2 separate regions of the Homo sapiens genome follow, and region 1 is linked to region 2. The links are chromatin loops, found by intact Hi-C in ENCODE. Cell type or tissue: endothelial cell of umbilical vein. All regions are shown on one strand.

Region 1 (8,000 bases), 420 kb before region 2:
TCTCTAACAACTGTTTCAGCACTGACTGCGTGGTTAAGTTAAATATTTAAAGATGATAGCGCCAGTGCCCTTAGACAAAGGCTGGAACGTAACAAAAGCACACCAAGAGTTTTGCCCAGGCCTTTCCTGGGCCTTGAAGCATGACAAGATAATGAAGGAATTCTTAATGGACCTGTTTAGGATTAAACAAGTTTTATTGGGAGTCTGAAGAAACTCTCTAGACTCTAAAATTTAGCAGGAGACAAGATAAGGGTAACTATCCCTGGCACCTGGACCCATCTAGATTAAGTAAATTTACTGAGGCTCAGAGGAAGGTCTTCAGGACTCAGACCTTAGTTACAGATTAGGAGAAGTTAATTGGCCTGGTGCAGTGGCTCACGCCTGTAATCCCAGCAGTTTGGGAGGCCAAGGCAGGCAGATCACTTAAGGCCAGGAGTTCAAGACCAGCTTGGCCAACATGGCGAAACCCCATCTCTACTAAAAATACAAAAATTAACCAGGCATGATGGTGCACGCCTGTAATCCCAGCTACTTGGGAGGCTGAGGCAGGGGAATCGCTTGAACCTGAGAGGTGGGGGTTGCAGTGAGCCGAGATTGTGCCACTGCACTCCAGACTGGGTGACAGAGCAAGACTTCATCTCCAAAAATAAATAAATAAATAAATAAATAAATAAATAAAAATTAAACTACAAGCCAGGCACAGTGGCTCGCACCTGTAATCCCAGCACTTTGGTAGGCCGAGGTGGGGGGATCACCTGAGGTCAGGAGTTTGATACCAGCCTGGCCAACATGGTGAAACCCTGTCTCTACTAAAAATACAATAGCTGGGCATGGTGGTGCACGCCTAGATAATCCCAGCTACTCGGGAGGTTGAGGCAGAAGAATCGCTTGAACCTGGGAGGCAGAGGTTGCGGTGAGCCGAGATAGCGCCACTGCACTCCAACCTGGGTGACAGAGTGAGACTCTGTCTCGAAAATAAATAAAACTACAGCAGCCACAAGCACTGACAGAGTCAAGTATCAGGCACCCACAGGACAAGGTGGGACACAGTGTCTACTCATCTGCAGAGTGGGGACCAGGGCAGGATTGGGAGAAGAGAGCCAGGGTAAGGGGGAAGAAACAATATTGACAGAATAATTCTGAAAGATTCTCCCCGCGGCCTGAAAACTTGGGAGGATAAACTTGGGGGGATGAATAACTCCTCCCTTCTCAGGCCCAGTCCCAAGGTGCAAGGCTACTTGCCCCAGCAGCATGCGCCAGCAAGATAGCAGAAGCAGGAAGAGAGATGGCCGGAAGACATGTACCCTGGCCGGAAGACACGTACCCTGGCCGGAAGACATCTACCCTGGCCGGAAGACATCTACCCTGGCCGGAAGACACCTACCCTGGCCGGAAGACATCTACCCTGGCCGGAAGACATCTACCCTGGCCGGAAGACAGCTACCTTGGCCGGAAGACACCTGCCCTGGCCGGAAGACACGTACCCTGGCTGGAAGACATCTACCCTGGCCGGAAGACACATGCCCCTGAAGATCAAGAGACGGGCCATCCGGGTACCATGTAGCAGTTACGTCAGACTGGGACACTTGCTGTTTACGGGAGACTATAAAACCCCTGCCCCGTCCTCACTTGGGGCTGACGCCATTTTAGGCCTCAGCCGTCTGCACCCAGGTGCACATTAAAACAGCGTGTTGCTCCACACCAGCTCATGTTGTTTGTTGGCTTGCTCTCGGGGTTCGAAACGACACAAGAGCCTTACAAATTCCATGCTTGGCTCACTCGGCATTTCCTTAACAGATGTTCATTCAGTGCCTGCATGCTTGACAAGCCCCAGGTCTGAGAATACAACGGATCAGTGAATGAACCAACATGCAAAAATCCCTGACATTCTAGTGTTAAGAGTCTACAGGTAGAATAAATAAGTAAATTTAAAAAGATGTTAGATCCCTTTTCTTTTTGAGACAGGGTCTTGCTGTGTTGACCAGGCTGGAGTGCAGGGGCACAATCATAGTAAGGGAGGACACCACCCCTCATATTATGCCCAATTTCTGCCTCCAAAGAAAGAAGAAGTAAAAACTAAATGGCAGAAATCAAATCCATAGGCAGACAGCCCGGCACCGCACCCTGGGCCTGGTTAAAGATCGACCCCTGACCTAACCGGTTATGTTATCTATATATTCCAGATACCTCAAGGAAAAGGTAATTATTTGATTCAAGACCTTCAAAACGAGGCCAGGTGTGGTGGCTCACGACTGTCATCTCAGCATTTTGGGAGGCCAATGCAGTAGGATCACTTGAGGTCAGGAGTTCGAGACCAGCCTGGGCAACACAGCAAGAACCTGTCTCTTTTGAGTTTTTTTGTTTGTTTGTTTGTTTTGTTTTTGAGATGGAGTTTTGTTCTTGTCGCCCAGGCTGGAGTGCAATGGCATAATTTCGGCTCACTGCAACCTCCACCTCCTGGGTTCAAGTGATTCTCCTGCGTCAGTCTCCTGAGTAGCTGAGACTACAAGCGTGCACCACTACGCCTGGCTAATTTTTTTGTATTTTTAATATAGACGGGGTTTCACCATTTTGGCCAGGCTGGTCTGGAACTCCGGACCTCAGGTGATCCACCCACCTCGGCCTCCTAAAGTACAGAGATTACAGGCATGAGCCACCGCACCCGGCCAAGACCCTGTCTCTGAAAATAATTTTTAAAAATTAGCCGGGTGCCTACAGTCCCAGCTACTCAGGAGGCCAAGGTTGGAGGATCGATTGGGCCCAGGAGTTGGAGGCTACAGTAAACTATGATCGCATCACTGCCCTTCACCTAGGGGCAGAGTGAGACCTTGTCTCAAAGAAGAAAGACCTTCGAAAATGAAACAGGGAACCAGAAGGAGGGCAAGGTGGCAGCCAGGGCAAAATCCCTATGATGAGGGCATGCGGCTATGTGCAAGGAATTGCTCTGAGAATAAAGATGGGGACATTCTAGCCGAGCTAAAGAATGATCCATTTACTTATCATTGTAAGAAAATTGGAGCCGTTCCCAGAGATGACTAAGACCTAGGCCTGCAAAGTGTGAAGCCTGCAGGGAGGTGGGGGAAGGAGGCGAAGAACAAAGAACGCAAGGGGGGCCGAGTGAGTCATGGGCAGTGGGAACGGCGGTGCGGTGCATGGCTGGGTGCAGATAATTACCCTCGGGTAGCAGCCAGGCCCAGGTGGGGTGGGTGTCAGCAGGAGATGGACAGAGACCTCCCTCCGCTTCAGAAAGTAAAACCGGTGTTGCCCCAGCCTGGAACTCCCCCAGGAGAGTTGGAATCCTGCCCATCCCCTCCCCTCTTCCTCCAGTCTTTTCTTCCAGCTCAGGCCTGAGCTTTAAAAATCTTGCTTCCCAGCCACGGCCAAGACACGTCCCTGCCTCCCCCAGCAGAATGCAGATTTCAGGTGTCATTCATGAACTATTTAAGGGTTTCTGGAATGTTAGATTTGCCTGCTAGTCTGGGAGTCTTGGAGGGGGAGACCAGCTGTCACACGTCCTGCCCATGGCCGTGATTGGAGCACCCGGCAAGCTTAGGAGACAATGTTCACATGGACAGACTTTCTCTCTGAATGCCTTTGTCAGAGATGTTTAAACCAGAGTGACTCCATCTTGTGTAGGGGCTGGGTAAAATAAGGCCAAGACCTGCTGGGCTGTGTTCCCAGACAATTAAGGCATTCTAAGTCACAGGATGAGATAGGAGGTCAGCACAAGATGCAGGTCATAAAGACCTTGCTGATAAAACAGGTTGCAAAAAGAAGCCAGTCAAAACCCACCAAAACCAAGATGGCCCCAATAGTGACCTCTGGTTGTCCTCACTGCTACACTCCCATCAGTGTCACTGAGTCAGGAAAACAAGGTCTGGAGGCCAAGAATATAAGGTCGATTCACACTTCACCTATGGCAGGAAGGGCGGAAGCCAAGTCAATGACTGTAACCTTACTTCATCCTCTCCATTTACATAGGGCGTACCCCAAGTAAAGGGTATTTAAACTCCGAAAAATTCTGTAATGGGGACTTTGAGCCCCTATGCTCCAGCCCACTCCCACACTGTGGAGTGTGCTTTCATTCTCAATAAATCCCTGCCTCTGGCTGGGGCGCGGTGGCTCACACCTGTAATCCCAGCACTTTGGGAGGCCGAGGCAGCCGGATCACCTGAGGTCGGGAGTTCACCTGAGGTTGGGAGTTCGAGACCAGCCTAACCAACATGGAGAAACCCCGACTCTACTAAAAAAAAATACAAAATTAGCCGGGCATGGGGGTGCATGCCTATAATCTCAGCTGCTCGGAAGGCTGAGGCACGAGAATCACTTGAACCCGGGAGGCGGAGGTTGCGGTGAGCCAAGATTGCACCATTGCACTCCAGCCTGGATGACAGAGGAAGACTCCGTCTCAAAAAAAAAAAAAAAAAAAAAAAATCCCTGCTTCTGCCTTCCTTGCTTTTGCTTTGTTGGTGTGTTTTGTCCAATTCTTTGTTTGGGATGCCAAGAACCTGGACACCTTCTACCAGTAACACCATGACAGTTTACAGATGCCATGGCGACACCAGGAAGTTACCCCAGATGCTCTAAAAAGGTGAGGCATGAATAATCCTCCCCTTCTTTAGCATATTATCAAGAAATAACCATAAAAATGGGCAACCAGCAGCCCTTGGGGCTGCTCTGTCTATGGAGTAGCCATTCTTTTATTCCTTTACTTTCCTAAAAACTTGCTTTCACTTTACAGACTTGCCTGAGATCCAAGAGCCCTCTCTTGGGGTTTGGATTGGGACCCCTTTCCTATGACACCTTGCGGCCCGGAAAGACTTTCTCTCCCAGTGCCCTGGGGTCAGGCACAGGGCCGCAGCTTTCCCATAGAGAGCCCAGGAATATTTGCATTACCAGGAGAGAGTCAGGTTTCAGCGAGAATCTGAGGAAAATCCTCCAGAGAGTATCTAAAACGAGGTGAGGAAAGGGGAAAAGGCATTTTCCTTTAGGACGAACCTGAATTCCTTAGGATACAGCTGGTGAACAATAACATCTGTAACTCCCTCCTAGGTTTTTCAAAGGGAAGGAAGGAAGGTAGAAGGCCCTCTTGAGAAATGTCTTTTTTTTTTTAAGGGACCAGGTCTCCCTCTGTTGCCCAGGTTGAAGTACAGTGGCGCTATCATAGCTGACTGCAGCCTTGAACTCCTGGGTTCAAGCAAATCCTCCCACCTCAGCCTCCCAAGTAGCTAAGACTACAGGCAAGTGATTCTCCTGCCTCAGCCTCTCAAGGATTGCAAGCACCAGCCAAAAAGCCCAGCTAATTTTTGTATTTTTTGTAGAGATGGGGTTTCACCATATTGGCCAGGCTGGTCTCGAACTCCTGACTTCAGGTGATCCACCCTCCTTGGCCTCCTAAAGTGCTGGGATTTTCCCTTAACAAGCATCTATGGGTCGGGCGCGGTGGCTCACACCTGTAATCCCAGCACTTTGGGAGGCTGAGATGGGAGGATCACTTGAGCCCAGGACTTCAAGTTCATCCTGGGGAACATATATAGTGAGATTCGGTGTCTACAGAAAACTTTTTTTTTTTTTTTTTTTTAGACAGAGTCTCACTTTGTCGTCCAGGCTGGAGTGCAGTGGCACAATCTTGGCTCATTGCAATCTCTGTCTCCCAGGTTCAAGAGATTTTCCTGTCTCAGCCTCCCAAGTAGCTGGGATTACAGGCGCGCGCCACCACCCCCAGCTAATTTTGTATTTTTGGTAGAGACGGAGTTTCACCATGTCGGCCAGGCTGGTCTCAAACTCCTGACCTCAGGTGATCCGCCCGCCTCGGCCTCCCAAAGTGCTGGGATTACAGGCATTTGCCACTGCACCCGGCTTCTACAAAAAAATTTAAAAATTAGTCAAACGTGATGGCACATACCTATATAGTCCCAGCTACTTGGGAGGCTGAGGTGGGAGGATGGCTTGAACCCAGGAGGTAGAGGCTGCAGTGAGCCACTGCACCCCAGCCTGGGCGACAGAATGAGATCCCATCTCAAACATATAACCATAAACTTTGGATGTTAAGCATTTGCTGGAAAAAAAGAAAAAAGATAAATTAAAACAAAAAAATCCCCCATAAACTAAATGCCATGATATTTAAATACAAATCAAGTAATTCTGATGAAAGTTATGGCCAAGACATTTTACATTCTTTTTTTCAAAATCAGTCTTCAAAATCTCATCTCATGTGTATTTTACATGCACCACACATCTCTTCTGGTTTTTGTTTTGTTTTGTTTTGTTTTTGAGACAGAGTCTCTCTCTGTTGCCCAGGCTGGGGTGCAGTGGCACAATCTCAGCTCACTGCAACCTCTGCCTCCCGGGTTCAAGCGATTCTCCTGCCTCAGCCTCCCAAGTAGGTGGGATTACACACATGCGACACCATGCCCAGCTAATTTTTGTATTTATAGTAGAGATGAGGTTTTGCCATGTTGGTCAGGCTGGTCTCCAACTCCTAACCTCAGGTGATCCACCCACCTTGGCCTCCCAAAGTGCTGGGATTACGGGCGTGAGCCACCGTGCCCGGCCATAATAATACTTTTTTTTTCATTAAAAAAAAAAAAACTAAAAACAAGAAGGCTGGGCACGGTGGCTCATGCCTGTAATCCCAGCACTTTGGGAAGCTGAGGTGGGCAAATCACGAGGTCAGGAGTTCGAGACCATCCTGACCAATATGGAGAAACCCCATCTGTATTAAAAATACAAAAATTAGCCAGGCGTGGTGGCACGCGCTTGTAATCCCAGCTACTCGGGAGGCTGAGGCAGGAGAATCACTTGAACCTGGGAGACGGAGCTTGCAGTGAGCTGAGATTGCGCCACTGCACTCTGGCCTGGGCGACAGAGCGAGACTCTGTCTCAAAATAAATAAATAAGAAAAAAGAAAGAAAAATGAGGCTCAGAGAGGTTAGGTGACTTCCCCAAGGTCACACAGCAGGATGGAAACCCACACCTTCCTGTCCCTTGTCCACTCCCCTAGGCTTTGTGCCTCACTGGCTTCAGGGAGAGCAGCCATGTCATAAAACAGGTTCTGCCATGGGCCCTCAGCCTGGTTGTCCATGACACCAGCACTGACTGGAGGCCTGGTTCTCTGAGCCCCAGTTTGCTTTCGTGCAAAATGACTTTGCAATAGGCTGTGCCTTCCCTCGGGTATGGTGAGAAATTAAATTGTTAAATAAATTCCCAGGAATAAGGACAGGAAGTGTAGAGTTTCTTTCTTTTCCTTCTTTTTTTTTTTTTTTTTTTTTTTTTTTTTTTCTGAGATGGGGTTTCACTCTTGTTGCCCAGGCTGGAGTGCAATGGTGCGATCTTGACTGGTCTGGTCTGATGGTCTGGGTGGTGTCAGCTGATCCATCGAGTGCAGGGTCTGCAAACTATCTCAAGCACTGATTTTAGGTTTTACAATAGTGATGCTACCTCTGGGAGCAATCTGGGGACGTTCAGACTCTTGGACCCAGAGGCTGCATGACTCCTAAACTGTAATTTCTAATCTTGTAGCTAATTTGTTAGTCCTGCAAAGGCAGACTGGTTCCCAGGCAAGAAGTGGGTCTTTTAGGGAAAGGGCTGTTATCAGTTTTGTTTCAGAGTCAAACCATCAGCTGAATTCCTTCCCAAAGTTAGTTTGGCCTAAGCCCAGGAATGAACAAGGACAGCTTAAAGGTTAGAAGCATTTTAGAACTTTAAAGAGGGCCGGGTGTGGTGGCTCACGCCTGTAATCCCAGCACTTTGGGAGGCCAAGGAGGGCTGGTCACCTGAGGTCGGGAGTTCAAGACCAGTCTGACCAACATGGTGAAACCCCGTCTCTACTAAAAATACAAAAATTATCTGGGCGTCGTGGTGCACGCCTGTAATCCCAGCTACTCCGGAGGCTGAGGCAGGAGAATCGCTTGAATCTGGGAGGTGGAGTTTGAGGTGAGCCGAGACTGTGCCATTGCAGTCTAACCTGGGTGACAAGAGCGAAACTGTCTCAAAAAAAA
Region 2 (8,000 bases):
GGGTTTTACCATGTTGGCCAGGCCGGTCTCGAAATCCTGACCTCAGGTGATCCACCCAGCTTGGCCTCCCAAAGTTCTGGGATTACAGGCATGAGCCACGGCAACCAGCCTTTAAATTTTTTTAGAGAGAGGGTCTTGCTCTGTCACCCAGGCTGGAGTGCAGTGGTGCAATCATACCTCACTGCAGCCTCGACCTCCTGGGCTCAAACGATCCTCCCACCTCAGCCTCCTGAACAGCTGGAAATACAGGCATGAGCCACTGCGCCCAGCAACTAACGTCTCTCTTTCTTTCATGACGCCACTGCCTGTCTTTCTTCCTCGTGGTATATCCTCACTGTGGGGGCTGGCATATAGTAGATGCTTAATAAATACTTGTTGAATGAATGAATGAATGAATGAATGAATGAATAGAATCCTCTCATCACCCCAGACTCTGATTTGATAGGTGAGGAGAATGAAGCTTGTTCACTTAAGGTCACACCAGAAATCCTCACTTGTCCTGTGCAGCTCCCACCCCAGTCCCCCCAGGCAGCCTCCCACTCTCGGCCCCACTTCCAACTTTAGGACAATGGTTCTAAACCCAGGGGAAAGTTGTCAATGTTTTTTGTTATCCTCACTTGGGAAGTGCTACTGGCCCCTGGTGGGTAGAGACCAGGTGCCCCTACTGGTCTCTAAATATTTACGCTGCTGAATATCCTACAATGCACAACGCAGCCCCCCAAGACAAAAGACTGCCTGGCCCCAAATATCAATAGGGCATGGTGGAGAACCCCAGCTGTAGGGGAAGTGCCCGCAGCTGAGCCTGTTAGGAAGATGTGCACCCCAAAGAGGCTTGGGCCCAGGAGCTCCCGGCTCGGAAGTGGTGGTTGTAACACCAAATCATCCTGCTACCTCTTGATCATTCTGTTTCAGGCACGCAGGCCTCCTTGCTCTTCCCTCAACACACCAGGCACTGTCCTGCCTCAGGGCCTTTGCACATGCTGGCTGTGCCCTCTGCCTGGAATGCTCCTGCCAGATATCTGCATGGCTGGTCCTCTCTCCCAATGCCTGTAACCCTCTCTGTTCCCCCCTCGCCAGGGAGAGTCCCTGCACCCACCCAAGACCGCCAGTCCTGCCAAACCCACCAAGCCCCTCAGCCTCAGCCTTGAAGTTTGAGAACAAGGTCAGAATGGGGTGTGGTCTCTGAGACCCAAACATCTAGCTCTTTTGGCCCATGTGAGCCAGTGATTCCCACCCCCAGGGCTGATCACAGGTGGTGGGGAAAATGAGGGGTGTCCTGCCTCCTCTCCCCGTCTGAGCAGGGCTGAGAGCCCCCCAGAAACCTGCTGCAGTCAGACACTGGCCTCACCGTAATTATTCCAATGATTCCTCAACAAATCTTTGAATGAAAGCACGGTGTGGAGGGACAGAGAAAGAGGTAGAGACGGAGAGAGATTTACAGTGAGAGAGGACTGTCACTCACCCACTAACTACAATCCCACACACAGCGATCAGACTCCAGCAGACAACAGCTGGAGGTCTGTGTCCCTAACTTGCCTGCAACAAATACTCCCAACCCCTTAGCAACTGTCACTCACAGCAGTCACGTCCCCGCAACCATCAATCTTAAAGCAACAGGACCCTGCAGCAGCCAGAGTCCCCAACGACCCCCTGCAGACAAAAGCAATCGCCAGGCCAGGCGCGGTGGCTGACGCCTGTAATCCCAGCACTTTGGGAGGCCGAGACGGGTGGATCACGAGGTCAGGAGATCGAGACCATCCTGGCCAACATGATGAAACCCCCCTCTCTACAAAAAAAAAATTAGCTGGGTGTGGTGGCGCGTGCCTGTAACCCCAGCTACTCAGGAGGCTGAGCCGAGCCGAGATCATACCACTGTACTCCAGCCTGGTGACAGAGTGAGACTCCGTCTCAAAAAAAAAAAGCAATCGCCAATCTCCACAGATTTGGACCTCCCACCGGAGCGAAAACCGCCCCCCTCCACAAAACCACCCCAGACAGGCACAGGAACAAGACTCCTTTCAACAGCAGAGCCCCCAGAATACTGCACCCCAAATCCTTACAACAACTGGATCCCCTCAATAGTCAAACGCCAACCACAGACAACCCCCAGGACAAAGACCTTCAGCACGGTGACTGGACCCACCTAACCACCAGATTTACAGAGCCAAGCTGGACTCCCCCACCTCCCCTGGAGCAGGTCCCAAGAATAAGGACCCCTACAGCCACACAACAGCCAGACCCTCCCTGGTGCATGAGGCATCATCTTTGGAGACCTCCAGACCCCCCTTCAGTTCCCTGCTACACACACACAGGTGTTGCCACCCATAGGGGCCCAGGATTAGCTGCTTTGCAGAAGTGCAAGGAGGCCATGCTCTTCCATTCACCTAGCACAGGCCTGGGCGCAGCAGGGAAACATTGGGCGGCGGCAGCTGTGCTGTGTGGGGAGCAGGGCCAGGTACGGGGGCTGCACCCGTAGAAGTAAAAAGGCAGGACAGGAGGTTGGAGCCAGGTGGGAAAACAAGCGGGGAGAAGGGGAGCTTCAGAGAGAAGGTGGGCTGCAGGAGAAGGTGGGCTGCGGGAGAAGGTGGGCTGCGGGAGAAGGTGGGCTTCAGAGAGAAGGTGGGCTTCGAGGAGAAGGTGGGCTGCGGAAAGAGGTGGGTTTCAGAGAGAAGGTGGGCTGCGGGAGAAGGTGGGCTTCAGGGAGAAGGTGGGCTTCAGGGAAGAGGTGGGCTTCAGGAAGAAGGGGGCTTCAGGGAGGAGGTGCGCTGCGGGAGGAGGTGGGCTGTGGGGAGAAGGTGGGCTTCAGAGAGAAGATGGGCTGCGTGGAGAAGGCAGGAGGGTTTCTGGGAGAAGGTGGGCTGCAGGGAGAACACTGGCTTTGTGCACAAGGTGGGCTGTAGGGAGAACGTGGCTATGGAGGGCCTTCTCAGATGGAGGCAGCATGGGGTTCTGCAGCCTGGTGCTCCCTCCTCCTTCCTGGGCAGTGCCTGGTGGTCCCCCTTAGGGACCGGGTCAGAGTAAGCCAATGAGGAAGAGAACCTCGGAGAGGGTAGAACCTGTTCTCCCCACCCTGAGAGCAGGGCTTGGATGGGGCAGCAGAGACAGGGACAGGCAGAGACACAGAGAGAGACAGAGACTCAAACGGAGACAGAGACCCCCCCTGAACCAGAGACCCAGGGAGAGAGAGGGCCAGAGACAGCGAGAGAGACATGGGGAGACACAGAGAGAGAAAGAGACACAGCATGGAGAGCTCCAAGACAGTGAACAAGACCCAGAGAGAGACAGCGCCAGAGAGAAAGGACAGAGTTGAGAGGGTGGAGGGGACAGAGATGGGGAGACAGAGTCAGAGAGAGGGCCTGAGACAGGCAGGGGGCAGCAGCTGGGTGTGGGGTCCCTGAATGTCCTCCAGCCCCCTGAACGGGCCAGCCCAGCATGCCGTCCTCACCTGCTCTGGACGCTGTCTCCCCGGTGAGTCCCACGTGAGCCTCATCAGCCTTGTGGAACCTCCCGCGGTGGAGGTAGTCACCGGCGCTTCCGTAAAGGTGACACCCGGGCCCCCAGCCTGAAGCTTGTGGCTTTCCCTCCAGGGGTGTCCCCGCACCTGGTGTCTGCCCAGGGAGCAGGTGCTGTGGGATGGCCCAGACTCAGGGACATCACTGGAGAGTAAACAGCCCCACCAGGAGGGTACAGGGGGAGGAAGACCTGCTTGTCCAGCCCCTGGGAGCCCAGTAAGTGGAGTCTGAGCTGGCCACAGCTAAAGTCTCCCATTCCAACCCCGTAAGGCCCTTCTAGAAAGATCCAGGGGCAAAGGGAAGGAGGCTCTGTCCTTCCTTACATCTGAGGACACTCTCCTGCTCAAACACCCTCTATGGCTCCCCATTGCCTTTCAGATTGTCTAATTCCTGGCCCTGAACTTTTCTTGGACAAAGCCTCTCTGTCCAGCCTCTGCATCAGGGGAAACTGAGGCATGGAGCAATTAAGTGGTATGCCCCCAGGAAGAAGTGGAGCTAAGTACTATATGAGTTTTCTAATGAAAGGGCATCCCAGGCAGAAGGAGCAGCAAAGGCCCAGAGGTAAGAGTCGGCAGGAACCTGTCCCAGGAACCCAACAGGAAGTGGAGGAATGTGGTCAGAACTGCTTATAGGAAAATTTCTGCAAGTGGCTGCGGGGTTGACTGGACTCCAGGGGCAGAGTGGGAGCCTTGCGATGAGGGAGGAGGCCGAGCCACGCTGCAGATTGGAAAAGGAGACGTCCTGAGGTGCGACCCCGAGGCGGGGCTGGGGTTGAGATTCACCCTGCAGAGTCGCTGAGCCGGCCTAGGCTTGGGAGCAGCGGCACCTGGTGGGCGCTGTATGGAACTGCACCCTCCTTCATTGGTTGATTCAACAGATATTTATTTCTTTTTCTTTTTCTTTTAATTTTTCTTTTTTATTCTATTTTTTAATAAATATTTTTTGAGGCAAGGCTCGCTTTCTCTGTCACCCAGGCTGGAGTTCAGTGGCGCCAACACAGCTCACTGCAGCCTCGACCTCCTGGGCTCAAGTGATCTTCCCACCTCAGCCTCCCTAGTAGCTGGGATTACAGATGTGTGCCACCGTGCCTGGCTAATTTTCTGGTTTGTAGAGATGGGACCTCGCCATGTTGCCCAGGCTGGTCTCGAACTCCTGGGCTCAAACAATCCTCCCGCCTTGGCTTCCCAAAGTGCTGGGATTACAGGCATAAGCCACCACTGCCAGCCATAATTTTTTTTTTTTTCAGTAGCTTTTGGGGTAAAAGTGGTTTTTGTTTTTGGTTTTTGGTTTTTTGGTTTGTTTGTTTGTTTGTTTTTGTTTGTTTGTTTTGAGACAGAATTTCACTCTTGTTGCCCAGGCTGGAGTGCAATGAGACGACCTCAGCTCACTGCAACCTCCACCACCTAGGTTCAAGTGATTCTCCTGCCTCAGCCTCCGGATTAGCTGGGACTACAGGCACCTGCCACCATGCTCAGCTAATTTTTTTGTGTTTTTAGTACAGACAGGGTTTCACCATGCTGGCCAGGCTGGTTCTCAAACTCCTGACCTCAGGTGATCCACCTGCCTTGGCCTCCCAAAATGCTGGGATTACAAGTGTAAGCCACCACGCCTGGCCTGGTGTTGATTACATGGATGAATTGTTTAGCGGTGAAGTCTGAGATTTTAGAGCACCCGTCACCTGAAAATGTACACTGTACCCAACATGTAGCCTTTTATCCCTCATCCGCCTCCCAACCTTTCCCACCCCAAGGGCCTGAAATCCATGATGCCATTCTATGCGTTTGCATCCTCATAGCTTAGCTCCCACTTATAAGTGAGAACACACGGTATTTGGTTTTCCATTCCAGAATTACTTCACTTAGAATAATGGCCCTAGCTCCATCCAAATTGCTGCGAAACACATTATTTCATTCTTTTCATGGCTGAATAATATTCCATGATGTATATATACCACGTTTTCTTTATCCACTCATTGATTGATGGCCACACCGGTTGGTTCCATATCTTTGCAATTGTGAATTGTGCTGGAAAAAACATGCGTGCAGTTGAACATTTATTTCGAGCAGCGTTCCTGGTGTATTTGACACCAGCTGGGATCATTTTTCAATTTCTCCTCTCTATAAAATAGACTCATCTTCAGCAATAATCATGAAATAAAACAATAACCATGAAATAAATGCAGGCCAGGCGCAGTAGCTCATGCCTGTAATCTCAGCAATTTGGGAGGCCAAGGTGGGCAGATCAACTGAGATCAGGAGTTCGAGGCCAGACTGGCCAACATGGCGAATCCCTGTCTCTACTAAAGATGCAAAAATTAGCTGGGTGTGGTGGTGCGTGCCTATAATCCCAGCTACTTGGGAGGCTGAGGCAGGAGAATCACTTAAATTGGGAGGCGAAGGTTGCAGTGAGCCAAGATCGCACCATTGCGCTCCAGCCTGGGCAACAAGAGCAAAACTCTGAGAAAGAGAAAAGAAAGAAAGAGAGAGAGAGAGAGAGAGAGAGAGAGAGAGAGAGAGAGAGAGAAAGAAAGAAAGAAAGAAAGAAAGAAAGGAAGGAAGGAAGGAAGGAAGGAAGGAAGGAAGGAAGGAAGGAGGGAAGGAAGGGAAAGAAAGAGAGAGAAAGAGAGAAAGAGAGAGAGAAGAGAGAGAGAGAAGGAGGGAGGGAAAGAAAGGAAGGAAGGAGGGGGAAGAAAGTAAGAAAAGAAAGAAAAGGAAAGAAAGAAAGAGAAAGTGAGAAAGAAGAGAGAGAGAGAAGGAGGGAGGGAAAGAAAGAAAGAAAAGAAAGAAAGGAAAAAAAGAAAGAAAGAAATGCAGACACTGAAAATTTGGTTAATGTCTGATATAATCGTATTTTATGTAAATAATTGTCCAATAACTAAGGGAACTTTAATAAAACCGAAATATCTGCAAGCAGCGCAATTCCAGCAAGTCACTAAATCAATGGTGTAAAGACTGATGTAAAATGATGTAACATTTTATTTTCTTGCCTCATTCTTTAGCGTGAAAACAATGAACAAATTTTAAAGCGTAAGTTGCCATTTTAAAGATATCATTCGAATTCGGCACTAGAGTTCATGTATGAACTAAAATTTACACTTGCAAACATCTACACCTAACGGTTTGCAATGCTCCGCTGGTTTCAATACAAATAAAATCTCCCAGCCAGGAGCGGTGGCTCAAGCCTGTAATCCCAGCACTTTGGGAGGCCGAGGCGAGTGGATCACTAGGTCAGGAGATCGAGACCATCCTGGCTAACACGGTGAAACCCCGTCTCTACTAAAAGTACAAAAAAATTAGCCGGGTGTGGTGGCGGGCGCCTGTAGTCCCAGCTACTCTGGAGCCTGAGGCAGGAGAATGGCGTGAACCTGGGAAGCGGAGCTGGCAGTGAGCCGAGATCGCGCCACCGCACTCCAGCCTCGGCGACAGAGCAAGACTCCGTTTCAAAAAAAAAAAAAAAAATCTCCCAGTGGTCACAGCAAAGTACAGAATTGAAGTCATTCAAGTTCTGTGTTTTCATCTTTAAATCATCTTTTATTATTTCTTTCTAGTCTAAATCCAGGAAGACGTAGATGTATTATACTATCATGAGGTTTAGAGACACTCAAGCCATTCCAAACCATTGTTTCTCCAAATGAAAGTAGATAGTTGAAGGATGGCTACCAGAGGCCAGGAAGGGTAGTGAGGAGGAAGAGGGAGAAGGAATGTTTAATGGGTCCAAAATATAGTTAGAGGCCGGGCACAGTGGTTCACACCTGTGATCCCAGCACTTTGGGAGGCCGCAGAGGGAGGATCACTTGAGGCCAGGAGTTCAAGACCAGCCTGGAAAACATCGTGAGATCCCCATCTCTATTAAAAGTTTAAAAATTAGCCAGGCATGGTGGCACATACCTGTGGTCCCAGCTACTCAGGAGACTGAGGTAGGAGGATCGCATGAGTCCAGGAATTTAAAGCTGGAATGAGCTGTGATCTCCCCACTGCACTCCAGCCTGAGCAACAGAGCGAGACCCTGTCTCTAAAGAAAGAAAAAAGTTAGATAGAAGAAATAATACCTAGTGTTCCGTAGCACAATAGGGCACCCATGGTTAACAATAACTTATTGAAGGTCGGGCGCAGTGGCTCACGCCGGTAATCCCAGCACTTTGGGAGGCTGAAGCGAGTGGATCACTTGAGGTCAGGAGTTTGAGACTAGCCTGGCCAACATGGTGAAGCCCCGTCTCTACTAAAAATGCAAAAATTAGCTGGGCCTAGTGGTGGGCACCTGTAATCCCAGCTACTCAGGAGGCTGAGGCAGGAGAATCGCTTGAACCTGGGAGGCGGAGGTTGCAGTGAGCTGAGATCACTCCACTGCACTCCAGCCTGGGCAACAGAGCAAGATTCCATCTAAGAAAAAAAAAGCTTATTATATATTTTGAAATAATTAAACAATTGTAATTGAAACGTTCCTAACACAAATAAATGTTTGGGGTAATGGACGTCACAATTACCCTGA

What was found. Peaks named below come from ENCODE experiments on the same cell type or tissue, not always from the same donor. Only the 100,000 strongest peaks of a DNase experiment are listed, where the experiment ranks them.
Region 1: it touches region 2 in a loop (6-fold over the local background); 85 of 110 quality-filtered maps call a loop at or near these places.

What each region holds. Positions count from the first base shown.
Region 1 is chr19:9,070,886-9,078,885 of GRCh38, reverse strand. No RefSeq gene overlaps it. Among named protein-coding and RNA genes, the nearest start is that of MUC16, 9.1 kb to the right of the region's middle. RefSeq lists enhancers at 3,898-4,785, 7,644-8,000. In endothelial cell of umbilical vein, no CTCF peak of the experiment used is centred here; a DNase peak (open chromatin) is centred at 3,065; H3K27ac peaks cover 358 bases.
Region 2 is chr19:8,651,074-8,659,073 of GRCh38, reverse strand. The region is part of intron 3 of NFILZ (NFIL3 like basic leucine zipper); the gene reads right to left. Among named protein-coding and RNA genes, the nearest start is that of NFILZ, 24 kb to the right of the region's middle. In endothelial cell of umbilical vein, a CTCF peak has its summit at 4,343 (motif pointing left); no DNase peak of the experiment used is centred here.